Regions from separate parts of the Mus musculus genome. Here regions 1 and 3 are each linked to region 2. Evidence: chromatin loops called from intact Hi-C (ENCODE). Cell type or tissue: left cerebral cortex. All regions are shown on one strand. Each heading gives the region's core, and the rest is flanking DNA. Links, peaks and the distances in the headings are about the cores only.

Evidence for each region. A loop is a pair of places that touch in the nucleus more often than their neighbours do. Peaks named below come from ENCODE experiments on the same cell type or tissue, not always from the same donor. Only the 100,000 strongest peaks of a DNase experiment are listed, where the experiment ranks them.
Region 1: a loop joins it to region 2, with 3 times the contacts of the local background. A loop is called at or near these places in 12 of 42 quality-filtered maps.
Region 3: a loop joins it to region 2, with 3 times the contacts of the local background. A loop is called at or near these places in 17 of 42 quality-filtered maps.

The regions. Positions count from the first base shown.
Region 1 is chr15:98,786,755-98,792,023 of GRCm38, forward strand. Wnt1 (wingless-type MMTV integration site family, member 1) reads left to right here and starts at 3,103. Exons shown (of 4, transcript NM_021279.4): 1 at 3,103-3,538; 2 at 4,110-4,363; 3 at 4,938-5,203. The coding sequence starts at 3,435. In left cerebral cortex, for the core only: CTCF peaks have their summits at 1,382 and 2,929 (motif pointing left); no DNase peak of the experiment used is centred there.
Region 2 is chr15:98,661,411-98,666,715 of GRCm38, forward strand. Ddx23 (DEAD box helicase 23) reads right to left here and starts at 1,479. Exons shown (of 17, transcript NM_001080981.1): 1 at 1,413-1,479. In left cerebral cortex, for the core only: CTCF peaks have their summits at 2,985 (motif pointing right) and 3,994 (motif pointing left); DNase peaks (open chromatin) are centred at 1,556 and 2,936; H3K4me3 peaks cover 1,365 bases; H3K27ac peaks cover 988 bases.
Region 3 is chr15:98,800,969-98,806,273 of GRCm38, forward strand. Ddn (dendrin) reads right to left here. Exons shown (of 2, transcript NM_001013741.1): 2 at 2,814-5,305. The coding sequence ends at 4,309. Among named protein-coding and RNA genes, the nearest start is that of B130046B21Rik, 2.7 kb to the right of the region's middle. In left cerebral cortex, for the core only: CTCF peaks have their summits at 3,318 and 4,473; DNase peaks (open chromatin) are centred at 1,332, 3,318, 4,146, 4,520 and 1 more place; H3K4me3 peaks cover 1,753 bases; H3K27ac peaks cover 1,896 bases.

The DNA of each region.
Region 1 (5,269 bases), core at 270-5,269, 130 kb after region 2:
TATATTTTATTGTATGTGTGCCTGCATGTGTGTACATGCGTGTGCGCTCATGTGCATGTGCGTATGTGTGTGTGTATGTCTGTGTGTGCATCTGTGTGTGTGTGTGTGTGTGTATTGTATGTGAGCAAGTGTGCAAGCTCATGGAGATCAAAAGACAAGTGTTTAGAATCAGGTCTCTGCTTTCATCACATGGGCCCCAGGGATGAGGCGCAGCTCACCTGGCTTGCCAGCAAACACTTGTTTGTTTGTTTGTTTGGTTGGTTGGTTGGTTGGTTTTTGGTTTTTTCGAGACAGGGTTTCTCTGTATTGCCTGGCAGTCCTGGAACTCACTCTGTAGACCAGGCTGGCCTCGAACTCATAAATCCGCCTGCCTCTGCCTCCCAAGTGCTGGGATTAAAGGCGTGTGCCACCACGCCCAGCTCAGCAAACACTTTCTTTCATCTGCTGGGTCTTCTTTGTTTTGGGGAGGCCTTTCTTTTTTTTTTTTGTTTTGTTTTGTTTTGTTTGCTGTTGTTGTTTTGTTCACACATTAAAAAAAATTAAAGGTTCACTTTGTAGCTTTTTGTTTATGCCCATATGCGTATTCACATTTGTGTGGGAACGTCCTTGGAGAAAGCAGGAGCAGGAGTTACAGACAGTTATAAGCTGCCTGACCTGGGTGCTGGGAAACACCTCAGGTCCTCTGGAAGAGCAGTAAGTCCCCTTAACCAATGAACCATCTATCCGTCCAGCCTACATTTAATTTGTTTTCTTATTTACTTTGTCTGCATGTGCATGTGTGTGCATGGGACACTGGATGCCTGTGGAGGTCAGAGGTCAGTCTTCTCTCCTTCCATCCAGCGACGCTCGGGGACTCATATCCTCAGGCTTGGCAGCAAGTGCTTCCTTGTCCCCTTAGTCAGGGATTCTCCATGTAGCCCTGGCTGCCCTGCAACTCTCAATGTAGACCAGGCTAGCCTCGAACTCACAGAGATCCATCTGCCTCTGCCTTCCAAGTGTTAGGGTTGAAGGCTTGCACCACCACAGGCCTTGCTTTGGGTTTTTGAGAGTGTCTACAGAATGCTGGGAGGTGAGGAATAGCCTTGAACTTCTGATCTTCCTGCCTCCCAAGTGCTGGGGTTACAGTCATGCGCCACCAATTCCTGGCTTTTGCAGTGCTGGTGATCCAAACTAGGGCTTCATGCAAGCGAGGCAAACACGGTATCCCAGTTCCTGGGAATGTGGCTTTAACATGGATTCATTTATTAGCAGGGACCTGGGACCTGAAGACACTGCCTTACCAAGCATCTCCTCTGTGAAATAGAAGAGAGGAGAAATATTAAGATCCTGGGAAGGGGGCGCTTCCCTGTGTGACAGTGGTGCGTGATAACCAGGCTGGCAGTGCCCTCTGCATCCCACATTGGGAACAGCAGCCTGATACTCCAAGGCTGCCATGACCCTGAAGATCACTGGAATCAGGAGGAAAGTAGAATCCACAATGGAAGAGTTAAGGCTCTTGGGTAAGAGTGGGAGAAAATGGGGGTGGGGGGTGGGGACACTGCAGAAACCTGGGAGAAAAAAAATCCAACTAAAATCAGGAAACACATGGAGGCACAAATTTGCTAATCTTTCTTTAAAAAACTGTTTCAGGAGATTTATTTTATGTATGTATGTATGTATGTATGTATGTATGTATGTATGTATGTATACGTGCACCTGTGTGTGCTTGGTGTCAGTGGGGCTCAGACATCACCTGATTCCCTGGAACTGGAGTTACAGGTGGCTATAAGCCACCACTTGGGTGCTGAGAACAGAGTCCGGGGCCTCTGGCAGAGCAGTCAGTGCTTTTAGCCACTGAGCCATCTCTCATTCCCCCCAATTATGTTCATCTTGAGTTGGGCAGGTACGGTGGCGGAATAGGCCTGTAATCCCAGCAGTCACTGGACCATCATGGGTTCTACATATTAAACCTTTATGTTAGGTAGGGTCACACAGCAAGATCCGGTCACAAAACCAGCAACAACAAAACCAAAAGGAGCCAGCTTCTTCCCACAAGCATTCTTTCCCTCAGGTCTTCAGCTCCATCTGACAGCTACTCGGCTGGTGGTCCTATCCTTTCTGAGCCTAGTTGCCAGAGAAACAAGCCCGGTTCATCTTCATGACTAGCACATCTAATGATAAGCACAGGTTGACTCAAGGTGCCATAGGGTGACACTAGGTACCCAGAGCGACAGAATGACACCTATGAGTGCACGTCGTTAATCACAAACACACACACACACACACACACACACACACACACACACTCATGCACCCACCTGCAAACACAATTGCAGCCTTCTGGACGTCTCCTGTCACAGCCCCACCTCCTTCCTGATACACTGCGTTAAGTGGTGACTGTAACAAAATGACTTCATGCTCTCCCTGTCCTGAGCCAAATTACACAATTATTTGGAAAGGGCTCAAAATGTTCTTCGTTAGAAGTTTCTGGATACACCAATACACAGGAGCGTGCACCCTCAGAACACATGTACACTTTGACTTAATCTCACGGGTGACACACCGACGCTTACACTCCCCCTAGCCCACAGAGGCAAACTGCTGGGCGCTTCTGAGTTTCTCACTGCCACCAGCTCGGTTTGCTCAGCCTACCCCTACACCCCACGCCCGGGAATCCCTGACCACAGCTCCACCCATGCTCTGTCTCCTTCTTTTCCTTCTCTGTCCAGCCGTCGGGGTTCCTGGGTGAGGAAGTGTCTCCACGGAGTCGCTGGCTAGAACCACAACTTTCATCCTGCCATTCAGAATAGGGAAGAGAAGAGACCACAGCGTAGGGGGGACAGAGGAGACGGACTTCGAGAGGACAGCCCCACCGGCGCGTGTGGGGGAGGCAATCCAGGCTGCAAACAGGTTGTCCCCAGCGCATTGTCTCCGCGCCCCCTGGCGGATGCTGGTCCCCGACGGGCTCCGGACGCGCAGAAGAGTGAGGCCGGCGCGCGTGGGAGGCCATCCCAAGGGGAGGGGTCGGCGGCCAGTGCAGACCTGGAGGCGGGGGCCACCAGGCAGGGGGCGGGGGTGAGCCCCGACGGTTAGCCTGTCAGCTCTTTGCTCAGACCGGCAAGAGCCACAGCTTCGCTCGCCACTCATTGTCTGTGGCCCTGACCAGTGCGCCCTGGTGCTTTTAGTGCCGCCCGGGCCCGGAGGGGCAGCCTCTTCTCACTGCAGTCAGCGCCGCAACTATAAGAGGCCTATAAGAGGCGGTGCCTCCCGCAGTGGCTGCTTCAGCCCAGCAGCCAGGACAGCGAACCATGCTGCCTGCGGCCCGCCTCCAGACTTATTAGAGCCAGCCTGGGAACTCGCATCACTGCCCTCACCGCTGTGTCCAGTCCCACCGTCGCGGACAGCAACCACAGTCGTCAGAACCGCAGCACAGAACCAGCAAGGCCAGGCAGGCCATGGGGCTCTGGGCGCTGCTGCCCAGCTGGGTTTCTACTACGTTGCTACTGGCACTGACCGCTCTGCCCGCAGCCCTGGCTGCCAACAGTAGTGGCCGATGGTGGTAAGTGAGCTAGTACGGGGTCCGCCACTTGTCCTGGGGCAAAGAGCCAGGCACGGGCCTTACCCAGCTCCCACGCTGTGGGGATCACCAACCTACAGACCCCCCTCGTGCATTGTGACTTCACATCCAGGGTGCTCACACCTAGAACTAGCTCTGCTGAAGTGGGGGCACATCATTGGCATGCAGAAGCCCAGATACACCAGGCTCAGAGACCATTCCCATTTAATACGACCCCGTTTCTGCTGAGCAACAGGTCCCAACCTCGCTGTGGTGGGTGCTCAGGTGTCCCTTAGGTCTTGAACCAAAAAAAAAAAAAAAAAAAAAAAAAAAACCAGATATTAGCTTTGAGGTGAGGGAGTGGAATTCCTAAGTTTTTCAAGGTGGGCAAGGCTGCAGGTGGGGTTTCTCCTCGGGGGCTGACTTGAAGAAAGGAAGAGCTAAGGTAGCCATGCCTTTTCTGTCCACTCACTAGACTCTGGAGCTCAGGGCCAGGCAAGGATAGGGTGGTACAGCCTGTATGGTTAGGATGCAGGTCCCCTCCCCTGGACTGAACCCTTATGCATCCCGCCAGGGGCATCGTGAACATAGCCTCCTCCACGAACCTGTTGACGGATTCCAAGAGTCTGCAGCTGGTGCTCGAGCCCAGTCTGCAGCTGCTGAGCCGCAAGCAGCGGCGACTGATCCGACAGAACCCGGGGATCCTGCACAGCGTGAGTGGAGGGCTCCAGAGCGCTGTGCGAGAGTGCAAATGGCAATTCCGAAACCGCCGCTGGAACTGCCCCACTGCTCCGGGGCCCCACCTCTTCGGCAAGATCGTCAACCGAGGTGGGTGCCCAGGAAAGCGACGCTTCCGGGATTAAGGGAAAAGCAGGGTCATCTCCAGGGCATAGGCGGGCGAAGGCAGGGAAGACATCCCAGGGTTATATGTGATCAAACTGAGAATCGCCTGGTGCCGGCAGTTACCGTAGGTCAGCACCAGATTCTTTCTAGCCTTGCGTTGTGAGCATGATCTTTAACGTTGCTGAGCCACTGGCCCACAGAAAGGGAATTCCGGATCGTGGGCGCTGGGCGACAGCTGTTTTTCCCTAGCCTTCCTCAAAGGTACCTGGGAAGCTGATCTCTGAGGGCTAGCTAGGGTTGTGCTTCGCACCCAGCAAAGTTTGCACTGCCAATACTAGTAGCGATCTTGGCTATGCAGATTTGTTCTACTTGGGAATCTCCCCTTGGAGCTGCTCTGCTAAGGCTCTGGAGTCTCAGTAAAGCTTAGAGAGGAGGGCATTCCATGCTTCGCACACATGACTCCAAGGATGTTGGACTGTAGGGTACCAAGTCTTCCAAACAGGGTGCTGAGTTGGCCCCACGCCTTCTCTCAACTGATGCGGGGTCGCTTCACCCACAGGCTGCCGAGAAACAGCGTTCATCTTCGCAATCACCTCCGCCGGGGTCACACATTCCGTGGCGCGCTCCTGCTCCGAAGGCTCCATCGAGTCCTGCACCTGCGACTACCGGCGGCGCGGCCCTGGGGGCCCCGACTGGCACTGGGGGGGCTGCAGTGACAACATCGATTTTGGTCGCCTCTTTGGCCGAGAGTTCGTGGACTCCGGGGAGAAGGGGCGGGACCTACGCTTCCTCATGAACCTTCACAACAACGAGGCAGGGCGAACGGTACGTCGGTGTGTCCGGAACCAATGGCAGGGGAGATGTAAGACAGGTGCACGGGGACAGAGGCAC
Region 2 (5,305 bases), core at 184-5,183:
ATCATGAAATTGTTAGAAACCAGGGCAAAGGTGCTTGGATTTCAACTTAAAACCAAGAGTAGGAACTAGAGATTTGGGGGGGAAGTGGAAGTTACTGGTGACTTTCACTACAGCTGTAGGGAAAAAAAGGAAAAGGAAAACAAAATAAAGACAGGGGGCTGGGGAGATGGCTCAGCGGTTAAGAGCACTGACTGCTGTTCCAGAGGTCCTGAGTTCAAATCCCAGCAACCACATGGTGGCTCACAATCATCTGTGATGGGATATGATGCTCTCTTCTGGTGTGTCTGAAGAGAGCTATAATGTACTCAATCCACTAAATAAGTAGATTTTAAATAAGAAAAAGAAAGAAAGAAAATAAAGAAGACACTAAGCTTGAATGGCGTTTGTCTGGGACAGAATGAGAACTGTCAATAGAAGCAAAATACACTGTTAGGGGCCCGTGCAAAGGCATGTGACTCTCAACGTCATCTCAACGAGAACATTTGGAGAACTTTAAGCAGAGTATAATACGACCAAAAATTACATTTGAAAAGAATTACTCTGGTGACTTACAAGGAAATATGTAGACTTGGTTTTTGTTTTTTTTTTTTAATTACAGAAAATGCTTAATAGTCTACAAGTGTAATCATAGCACTAGGAAGGTGAAGGCAGTACTGAGCGTCCAAAGACAAAATGGACTAGGCTGCATACTGAATTCAAGGCCAGCTTAAGCTCCAAAAGACCCGGGCTCCAAAAGACCCTGGCCGTGCTTCCCAGTTCTCTGTAGGGCAAAGGCCAATTGTTTTCATTTAATTGTTCATCAAGCGCTACTATATATGCAACATTCAGCTGTAGGCCCCGTGGAAACTACAAAATGAAATTCTGTCCACAGGAAGCAGCAGATGGCACAAGACACGCCAAGATAAGAACGTTCAGGCGAAGAATCCAAAGTTGCCGGTCCTTTCCATTCGTAAAGAGGATATGGAAGGGCCCACAGAGGAAGTGGCTCGTTTTAAAGTACGAGTAGAATTTGAAGATGTGCAACTGTGGGTTAGGGTTAGAACTAATCTCCGGCCGAAGCACTAGTTGGCAACCCCGAGCCGGAAGGCATGGGGTGGGTTCTGGGAGCACATTAGAGTTCCTGTCTGGCCGAAGTAAGGAAACAAGAATTAAGTCAGACTGACGTATAACAAGGGCGATGTCCACGGGCCAAAGTCTAGGCTCATAATACAGTCCTGGAAGTGGCCTGTGCCCTGGGCAGCCAACACTGCTCCCGGGGCCCGCGCCCCTTTCACTCTTGCCCGCCGGAGCTGCCCTGGCTCGTGCCCCTTCCCTGAGGCGTTCTTCCCCTTCCGGGCTGAGGCTACGGCTATCTTCCCGCTCCTCACCCACTCTCCAAACTCGTGGGAGCCGCCTCCACCGCCAAGACTCACCACCCCGCGCCTGAACCGCCTAACGCGGCCTCAACGTCGCCGAACAGTCGCCATCTTTCGCGTTTCCAGATCACGGAGGAGCACCCAGGCCGCGCGGCAAGCCGGGAAAGGGAGTTCCTGGGCCTGCACCACGCGAGCTGACGAATAGGCCCTGAAAACTACCAATCCCAGAATGCACGGCGCGAGGGCCGGCCAGGCCGTAAGGTCTTCTGGGTAATGTGGTTTGCCAAAGGTTCGGTGTTTGTAGGAGAAAGAATTTTCCAAGTGTTGTCTTTCTACTTACAAGGTTCTTCCGCAGCAGTCTTTCTGGAATCTTCTAGTAGGTATTGCAGTTGATTTCAGTCAAAGCTGGCAGCTTTCAGCGAGAAAGTTTATACGGTAACAAATAATTTGCTTTTTTTTTTTTTTTTAAAGATTTATTTATTCATTATATGTAAGTACACTGTAGCTGTCTTCAGACACACCAGGGAGTCAGATCTCATTACGGATGGTTGTGAGCCACCATGTGGTTGCTGGGATTTGAACTCTGGACCTTTGGAAGAGCAGTCGGGTGCTCTTACCCACTGAGCCATCTCGCCAGCCCCCCCCCTTTTTTTTTGAAAAGTGTTTTTTATAAAAATTGTGAGAGAGATTATTGCCTCCGTGGATGAATGGAAGATAATGAACTAAAGATTAGTTCACTGGAGTAGCTTAGTACTTCACAATGAAGGTAGTACAGTTTTCACAGTAGAACTACTCCAGTCACAGGAGTAACCTTGGGGCCCCGGCAGGATGAATGCCTGAACAACCCCAGGGTACCCACTGTCCCCCTACTCCCAATAAATAATAAACTAACATTTCAGAGGTTTCCCTGGAAGGACTTCCCCCTCAAGTATCTTACTATTTATTCAACATTCCTCATGGGACCTTGCTTCCTCGTTTCCCTGGTCTTCAGGAACTGCCCACTTGGGCTACTTGTTATTGTTGATGTCTTCCTTCAGGTTCTCCATACATCAGTCCACCGAATTTTTCTTCTAGTCGTAGACCCACTTCCTTTCTCTTGGGTTCAAACAGTACCGTCAGCACCCGCTGAAACAGAATACAACATTGTGCGAGGTAGGATGGTTGAGATTAACCAGGGTACCCACTGCCTCCTTTTACATTTTCCATCCTCGGGTTTGCTTTAATCCCACATAGTTGTTGGTCTTTCTACTTTAAATTTATTCTATTTTTATCTGCATTGGTGTTTTACCTACATGCATGTCTGTGTGAGGGTGTCAGATCCCCTGGAGCTGAAGTTATAGACAGTTGTGAACTGCCCTATGGATGCCGGGAATATGAACCTGGGTCCTCTGGAAGAAAAACCAGTGCTCTTATCCACGGAGTCATCTATCTCTCTAGCCCCAGGTCTGGTTTTTCACTCTGGGTATTTTTTCAGTTCTCAAACAGGGTCTCAGAATACACCCTAACTAAAAAACTCAGCTACGCTGACAGTGGCTCAATGTCCTATAAGGAGACTTTTGGAGAGCTCTTGTAGCCTCTGATATTGCAAATTCTAGTGCAGGGAGGACTTGGTCAGTCTGAATCTACTGGGTATAATGAACACTAGAGGGCTCTCCACTCTCAGAATTAAACCCTAACACCACCACCCCCCCTTTTAAAGAAAATAAAAAATAAAAAGGAAAGAAAGAATTTTTTTTTTTTTTTGTGGTTTTTCGAGACAGGGTTTCTCTGTATATCCCTGGCTGTACTAGAACTCACTTTGTAGACCAGGCTGGCCTCGAACTCAGAAATCTGCCTGCTTCTGCCTCCCTAGTGCTGGGATCAAAGGCGTGCGCCACCACGCCCGGCAGAAAGAAAATTTTAAAAAAAGAAGAAAAAAATTCACACACAAACCAAAAACTTGACTGACCAAGGATTGGTTGGAACTTTTAAAACCTTCCGTTATTGTTTGACAGTCTTCCAAGTGTCTGGCTCCAGGCTTGACACTTAGGCTAAGGCTTCTTGTGTTAGTCATCATAAAACTATGAACTGCGCATGACCTTAGTGATAAGGAAAGTATAGCTCACTACATCTCCATTCCAAGTCCACAAAGTTGAAGAACAGAAGGGGATCTGAAGCCCAGGGGTTCACTTGATCTCTGAGACCTTACCTTTCCTTATTTCAAAATACTATTCTGTATACACATACACAATTATTGATTATTTAGATTTATTTATTTTGGTTGTATGTGTATGATTTGTTGTTTTTTTTCCTTTTTTTTTTTTGTCTGTATGTATATATGTGAACCATATGGAGTTTCGGACATAAGGAAGCCAGAAGAGGGTGTCAGGTCCCCTGTAACTGGAGTCACAGAGAGTTGTGTGCTGCCATGTGGGTGCTGGGAATCAAACCCAGACCCTCTGGAAGAGCAGCCAGTGCTCATAACTACGGAGCCATCTCTCCAAGTCCTAAATGAACACTTTTTTAAAAGAGTAAATTGAGGGGCCGGGGAGATGGCTCAGCAGTTATGAGCACTGACTGCTCTTCTGAAGGTCCTGAGTTCAAGTCCCAGCATCCACATGGTGGCTCACAACCATCTGTAATGAGATCTGACGCCCTCTTCTGGTGTGTCTGAAGACAGCTACAGTGTACTTACACTTAATAAATAAATAAATCTTTTTTTTTTTTTAAAGAGTAAATTGAGACTCAGAAAGTTGAAAAGGCTTGTCTGAGTTCACAGTGGCCCTCTCCTAGTGCTTTGTCTGAGTTCACAGTGGCCCTCTCCTAGTGCTTTGTCTGAGTTCACAGTGGCCCTCTCCTAGTGCTTTGTCTGAGTTCACAGTGGCCCTCTCCTAGTGCTTTGTCTGAGTTCACAGTGGCCCTCTCCTAGTGCTTTGTCTGAGTTCACAGTGGCACTCTCCTAGTACTTTGTACTTCTCAGGACACAGCTAAGAAAGATACCAATCTGCAAGATTGATTTTGCTTTTCTAGCTCTCTTACAAATTATTCTTGTGACTATTGTTGCTGTGTTTGTGTTGGGTGTTATGTGTATTGTGCGTTCATGTGTATAGGCACAGGCTTGCCACACACATGGAGATCACATGATAACCCACAGTCTCAGTCCTTGGCTGTCTGTCATCTTGTTTCCACCTTCCATCACACTGTGAAGGTGCTGCGATTATGGACATGTAGCAAGGCAGCTTTATGTGGGTTCAGGGATTTGAACTCAGAAACTCATGTGTGCAAGGCAAGCACTTTAACCACTGAGCCACTCTCTAGCCCTCAAGATTATATTTAGTAAGGATCAAGGCCAGTTTCCTATTTAGCAACATGGCTAAAAATAAAGGGTTCGTGTAATATAGTTAACAGTGAGGCTAGGTTTGAATCCTGACTCAGTCACTAGCAGTATGATATTCTGCATATTATATACTATATATAATATAGTATATGCATATATGTGTTAGCATATTATATAACATTATTATATAACATATTATATACTATATGAATTTTATATTATATGTGATCGCATAATACATATACCATATAACATGCATATTATATAGTATATAGTATTTTTTGCATCATTTATAAAACAAAAATAATACTCCTTGCCTTACAGGATGAGCTAGAAAGGCACTTAAAAGTTATATTCTTGATGCATGCCTGTACTACCAGCACTTGTGATGTTAGAAATATCAGCCATTGGTTCAATGTTACCCTTTGCTACATAGTGAGTTCAAGACCAATATAAGCTGCATAAGACCCAGGTGGTGGTTGTGCATACCTTTAATCCCAGCAATGGAGCGGGTGCAGAGGCAGGCAGATCTCTGTGACTTCAAGGCCAATCTGGTCTACAGAGTGAACCAGGGCAGCCAGGGGGAGGTACACAAAGAAACCTTGTCTCCAAAAACCAAGAAAACAAACCAAAA
Region 3 (5,305 bases), core at 223-5,222, 140 kb after region 2:
TGCATGGATAGATGCATGCATAGGAAGGATAGATAGGTGAGTGGGTGGATGGGTGGATGGATGGAAGGATGACTGGATGGGTGGATGGGTGATGATTGGATGGATAATTGGGTGGATTGATGGGTGGGTGGATGGATGGATGGATGGATGATTGGATGGTTAATTGGGTGGATTGATGGGTGGGTGGATGGATGGACTGATGGAGCATTTATCCACAGATGACTTGTATATCCTAGTTAATACAAGGAGATTCAAAGAAGGGAGCCTACCCCCATGGCATGCCATGAAGAGGCAGGAACACCCCTAGTTTAAATTTTTCTCTCTATGTGCACCCTTGAAGACTTGTCTCCCAGAGGCATTTGTGGCTATATCCCATTCCCTATGAGTCCAAGTCAAGGAGGTGTCCTCCTCCCACTTCTTTCCATAAAATATGGAAGAGTTCACAAATTTGAATGTTGGCCTTGCAGAGGCACTGCGCTAATCTCCTCTCAGCTGCTCCAAATTTAGTGTAAAAGTGATCTCCCCAAAGGTAGAAGGTGTGCCCGAGTCTCCTCGATGTCCCTGGAACACATGGTTAGTGGGCAAGTGGACAACTGAGTAATTACTGAGAGAATACTACCCTGTCCTCAACGAACACTCTGTGCACACATCCCAGGACCCTGCATTGAGCGGCTCTCCTCTCTTGCAAACACATCCACATTACTGATCTCTGTTTTGTTTTGTTGTTTTTTGGTTTTTCTGAGACAGGTTTCTCTGTATAGCTCTGGCTGTCCTGGAACTCACTTTGTAGACCACGCTGGCCTCGAACTCAGAAATCTGCCTGCCTCTGCCTCCCAAGTGCTGGGATTAAAGGCTGTGCCACCACTGTGCTCACTGATCTCTTTGATGTCCCAGTTATAGCTCTTGGGTTCCCCACCCATTTGTAGGGGGACCCAGGACACCTCAGAGCTCTCCCAAGTCTAAAAAGGGCAGGGTTCCTGGCTCCCTTAATGCCTTATCAAGCACAACAGAACTCAGGGGCAGAAAATGTTCCCAGGAAGAACTTAGCTGTGGGGAGAGTCATGGGGTCCCCTGCTAACCTAAGATGTGTTGCCCCCAAAAGAGTAGCCCTCCAGGACCTGCTGTCTTTTCTCCTGATCAAGGGGGCAGTTCCAGGGTGGGGGTGGTTGTGCCCTCCTTCAGAAGGCTGGGTAGCTGGCAGACACAGCTAGATTTAGAAGTCATTTTCACAGCAGGGAGTCGCTAACCTGCCACCCACAGGGCCCCATGGGGCCTAAGATACTACTTACCAGGGTCTGGCCCTGAAACCTGCAGACACTCCTCTCCTTCTCTCCCAGAACTTTGGCAGCTGGCTCCGACTCTATCCTTGGCAAGCTCTGGAAGAAGGCACGTGTTGCCCTGACACCCTAAATACCCAAATGTTCCCCCACACAAAATGGGTGGTTGTTACCTAACCTAGGATATGCCTTTTTCAATGCTGGGGACCAAACTCAGGACTGTGTACATTCTAGCCACACATGCATACTACCATTGAGCCACCACCACAACCCGGTTCCAAAGGGACTTCTTTTTTTTTTTTGGAGACAGAATCTTGCTGGGCTGAACTGGGATAGGCTGGAAGTTGCTGTGTAAACCAGGCTGGGCTCAAACTCATGACCATTCTCCTGACTCCAGTTTTCAAGAAAGTGCGCCATGCCTGGCTTCCTTCTCTCTCTCTCTCTCTCTCTATCTATCTATCTATCTATCTATCTATATATATATATATATATGTTTTATTTTGCCTGGATGGCATGCAGCTCATTATGTAGACCAGGCTGGCCTTGAACACCCAGAGACCCACCAGCCTCTGCCTTCTGAGTGCTGAGATTAATGATGGAGAGTGCCACCAATGGAGAGTGCCACCAACCGGGCTTCTTTCCCTAATTTTTATCTACAAGTCACCTCCTCTGTGAACTCTCCCTGGATTTTCTAAAACTAGGATCTCCCTTGATTGACTCTTCCTAGAACTTAACACAACCGTCCTCACTGTCAGACAGGCCTTGCCATTTCTGCCCTTGAGCCCAGCCCAGAGTCTAGTTCCTAGGAAGTGTTCAGTAAATGCTAGGTTTCGCTTGGCAGCAGAAAGGACTGCATTGGACGTGGTAAGACCTTTGGTATCTTTGATCTTTGCCCAGGGTGACCCGGCTTCCTTGGCCTCATCCACCAAGAGCAACAGGAAATGTGTAGGTTTCAGACAGGATCGCAGGTGAATGAATATTCCTGCTGAGCTCCGACCAGTGAACGCCCCTAGAGTTGGGAAACCCGAGTAGGAGACCCTTATCTGCTGAATAGAAGCCAGCTGTGGCTGTGGTCTGGGAGCCCTGCCCCCTCTGCGTCCTGCCTTTGGGTCTCTCTGGGTGTGATGTCAAGCTAATTGGAGGCTAAAAGCCTGAGTGGTTTGAGAGCGGTCTAAGGAGTTGCGGGAGTTAGGGTTAACGGGAGTAGGGACAGAGGGATGGGTCACCAGACCTGGTGACTGAGTCTGGGCGAAGCCCCCGCTCCTGCCCAGCCGATGGCTAAATTTACCTAGACTGACTCAGCCCTTGCCCGGAATGAGGGGTGGGGGGGAGTGCACCAGGGCAGAGGGAAGAGCCGGCAGGGGTGCGGCGGGGGGCAAGGAAGGGAGAGTCCCAGCCAGGGAACAGGGTGGACTAGAAGTTTCCACCAGAGAGGAGTCCTCCTCCCCCTCACAATGAGCGGGAAGAAGTCAAGAAGGACTGAGGGAGGGACACAGTGGGGGATAGGTCAGAGAAAGAGAGACTCCAGAGCTGCATAAAGGGGCGAGTAGATTTATTGGGCGCCTGCTATGTGCCAGGCACTGTGCAAGACGCCTTATATACATTACCTCATTAAATCCTCACAACAACCCTGCGAGGTAGGTGTTTATAAACCCCCATTTGACAGATGAGGAAACTGAGGCTCAGGGAGGTGAAGTGATTTGGCCAAGGTCACATGGCTAATAAATGGCAGACACAGAGGAAGTGCCCAGGGTTGGAAAGAAAGAAAAGAAAAAGAAAAAAGAAGAAGAAGAAGAAGAAAGGCTTAAATGTCAGTCTCAAACCGGTTGGCGTGGATTAATACAAAGAAGGGCTCGGCGCGCCCCAGAAGTCTGGGAGGCCGGAGGCCTGCTCCCGGCCCCGCGCGCGGTTTGGAGGTGTCAAGGCAGGAAACCGGCGCCGGTAACTAGGGATCCAGATAACTGGCAGTGCTGGTGTAGGGGCACTCGAGCACCAGCAACCGGGGGAATCCGCGACCTGCGCGCGCCCCGTAGTGGCTACAGCGAGTATCACACCCCGCACCGTCTGCTGAAAAATCCACCTTCCTCCTTGCCTGGCTGTTTTCCTTGGAGAGACACAGAAATTGTCAAGGTCCTATCCGGTGGGCGATACCGTCTGCGTGGAAAATCCCGGTAACACTTCAGAGCGTCACTAAGGACACGGAGATGGAGGAGAAGGGGAAGGCCTAAAAGTGTCCCAAGCTGATTCATTGGCTACCTTCCCTCTCCAGCTTGGGCCACAGCAGGCTAGAGGCAGTGAGAGGGCCATGATCCTGCTCGGCTGTGGGAGCACTCACCTAAACTGGGAAAATTGGAATAGAAGCCCTTTGTCCGTTTAAATCTGAAGACCTTGACAGTCTTCCGAACTGAGGATGACCGAAGTGGGTAAGAACCCTCAGATTCTCTCTACTCGCTTATTCACAAAATCCTAGGGACAAAAGAATGGGAGGCAGAAAGCGCTCATTTTACATTTACAGAAGTCCGGGATGCCCGGGCGCAAAAATAGTTACTCTGAGGTCCACCAGCTAGGTCAGTGGCAGAGTTGGAATTGAAACTTGAGTTGTAACATCAAAGAGAGCCCTCTCGCCAGGTTGCTGGTTGTGTGTATGCATTCATTTCTTCTCTGCCCAAAGTTCCTCTGTCTCCTCCACTCAGTCACTAGGTTCAAGGCCTCTCCATTACTTTTTCTCTCCTGTCAGGGACCCTGCCCTGCCCATCGCAGGCACCATCCCTGCCCCTTCTCTTTCTCTGTCGGAACAGTTCCACACCGAATGTAGCAGGTGTGGATGGCCCACCCACACTTTCCCTGAAACTAACCCTTGAGTTGGCAGACGCTACCTTCCCTGGTTCCTCCTCTCTCCTCTGTTTCAAGTGTGGGAACAGGTATAGGTGGGAAAGAAGAAAAGGAAGCAAACGAAGCCTGGAGAGAGAGAAGGAGCAGGTGAGCCCAGGGTGGATGGGCTGAGCGACACGAGAACAAAGAGGGGCATCGCTCACTCCCTCTCTCTATTTCCCTGTGGCGTTTTCCTGGTGTCCTCTCGGATGAAGCCTTCCTCGGTTTGACTGATGACATCCACAATCTCCCGGATACTGTCGCTCAGCCCTGCTGTCTTCCCGCCTTCCCTGGGCCGGGTGTTCCCAAGCGCAGGCAGGGTCCTCTCATTCCGCCAGGAGGCGCCTGGGGCGTCTGTGTCGCTTCCATCAGAGGAGCCGCTATGGACGCTGAGATCCTCCGCTTCGTCTGAGTCCGAATCTGGGGCGGTGTGGCGGCGGATGCGGGACACGGCTTCTCGCAACGCCCCGGCGTAGGGCCCTGGAGTCCGCGCCCAGCCCCCGCCCGCGCGCCGCGGGACACCAGCCGCTTCTGAGCCCTTCAAGCTGCCGGCGCATACCGGAGCCGCTGGGCCTAAGGTCGGGTGCTCTTGGCTACCTGGCTGCGTGGGGGCGTCTCGCGGGTTCACTTCTCCGACAGGGAACCCCAAACCGCTGGAGGAGCGCTCCTCCAATGAAGAATCCCCCTGCTGTCCGACCTCGGCCTCGCACTCGCGACCCTCGCTCGGTTGGTTTAAGACTCGACTGCTCAACAGTCGCTTTTGGCAAACTGAAGGGTTGGCAGCGGCCCCCTCGCCCTCCTCCTCGTGACAGGGCTTGGGTTGACTAAGGCTGTCGCTCACACTGCACGACTCCCCAGAGGGCACGAGCTGACCCTGCTGGGTTCGAGGGGTCGGAACGTACTGGGACTTTATCACCACGCATGTGGCGTCAATGACAAAGATGCCTTCTCTACCAGCGGGACCTCGGGAAATGCGGGGCAGGGTGTGGGCACGGCGGGTCACCTTCCAAACTTCCAGGGTCTCATGTTCTGCCCCCTCTCTTTGACCCAGGGACTCTTTCCACCCGGTGCCTCCAGGAGCCCAGGGTCTAGGGAGCGTCTGGCTGTGCCTAACTGGAGGCTTTTTAGGGGAGGCAAGCCAACACGTGGGAAGCCAT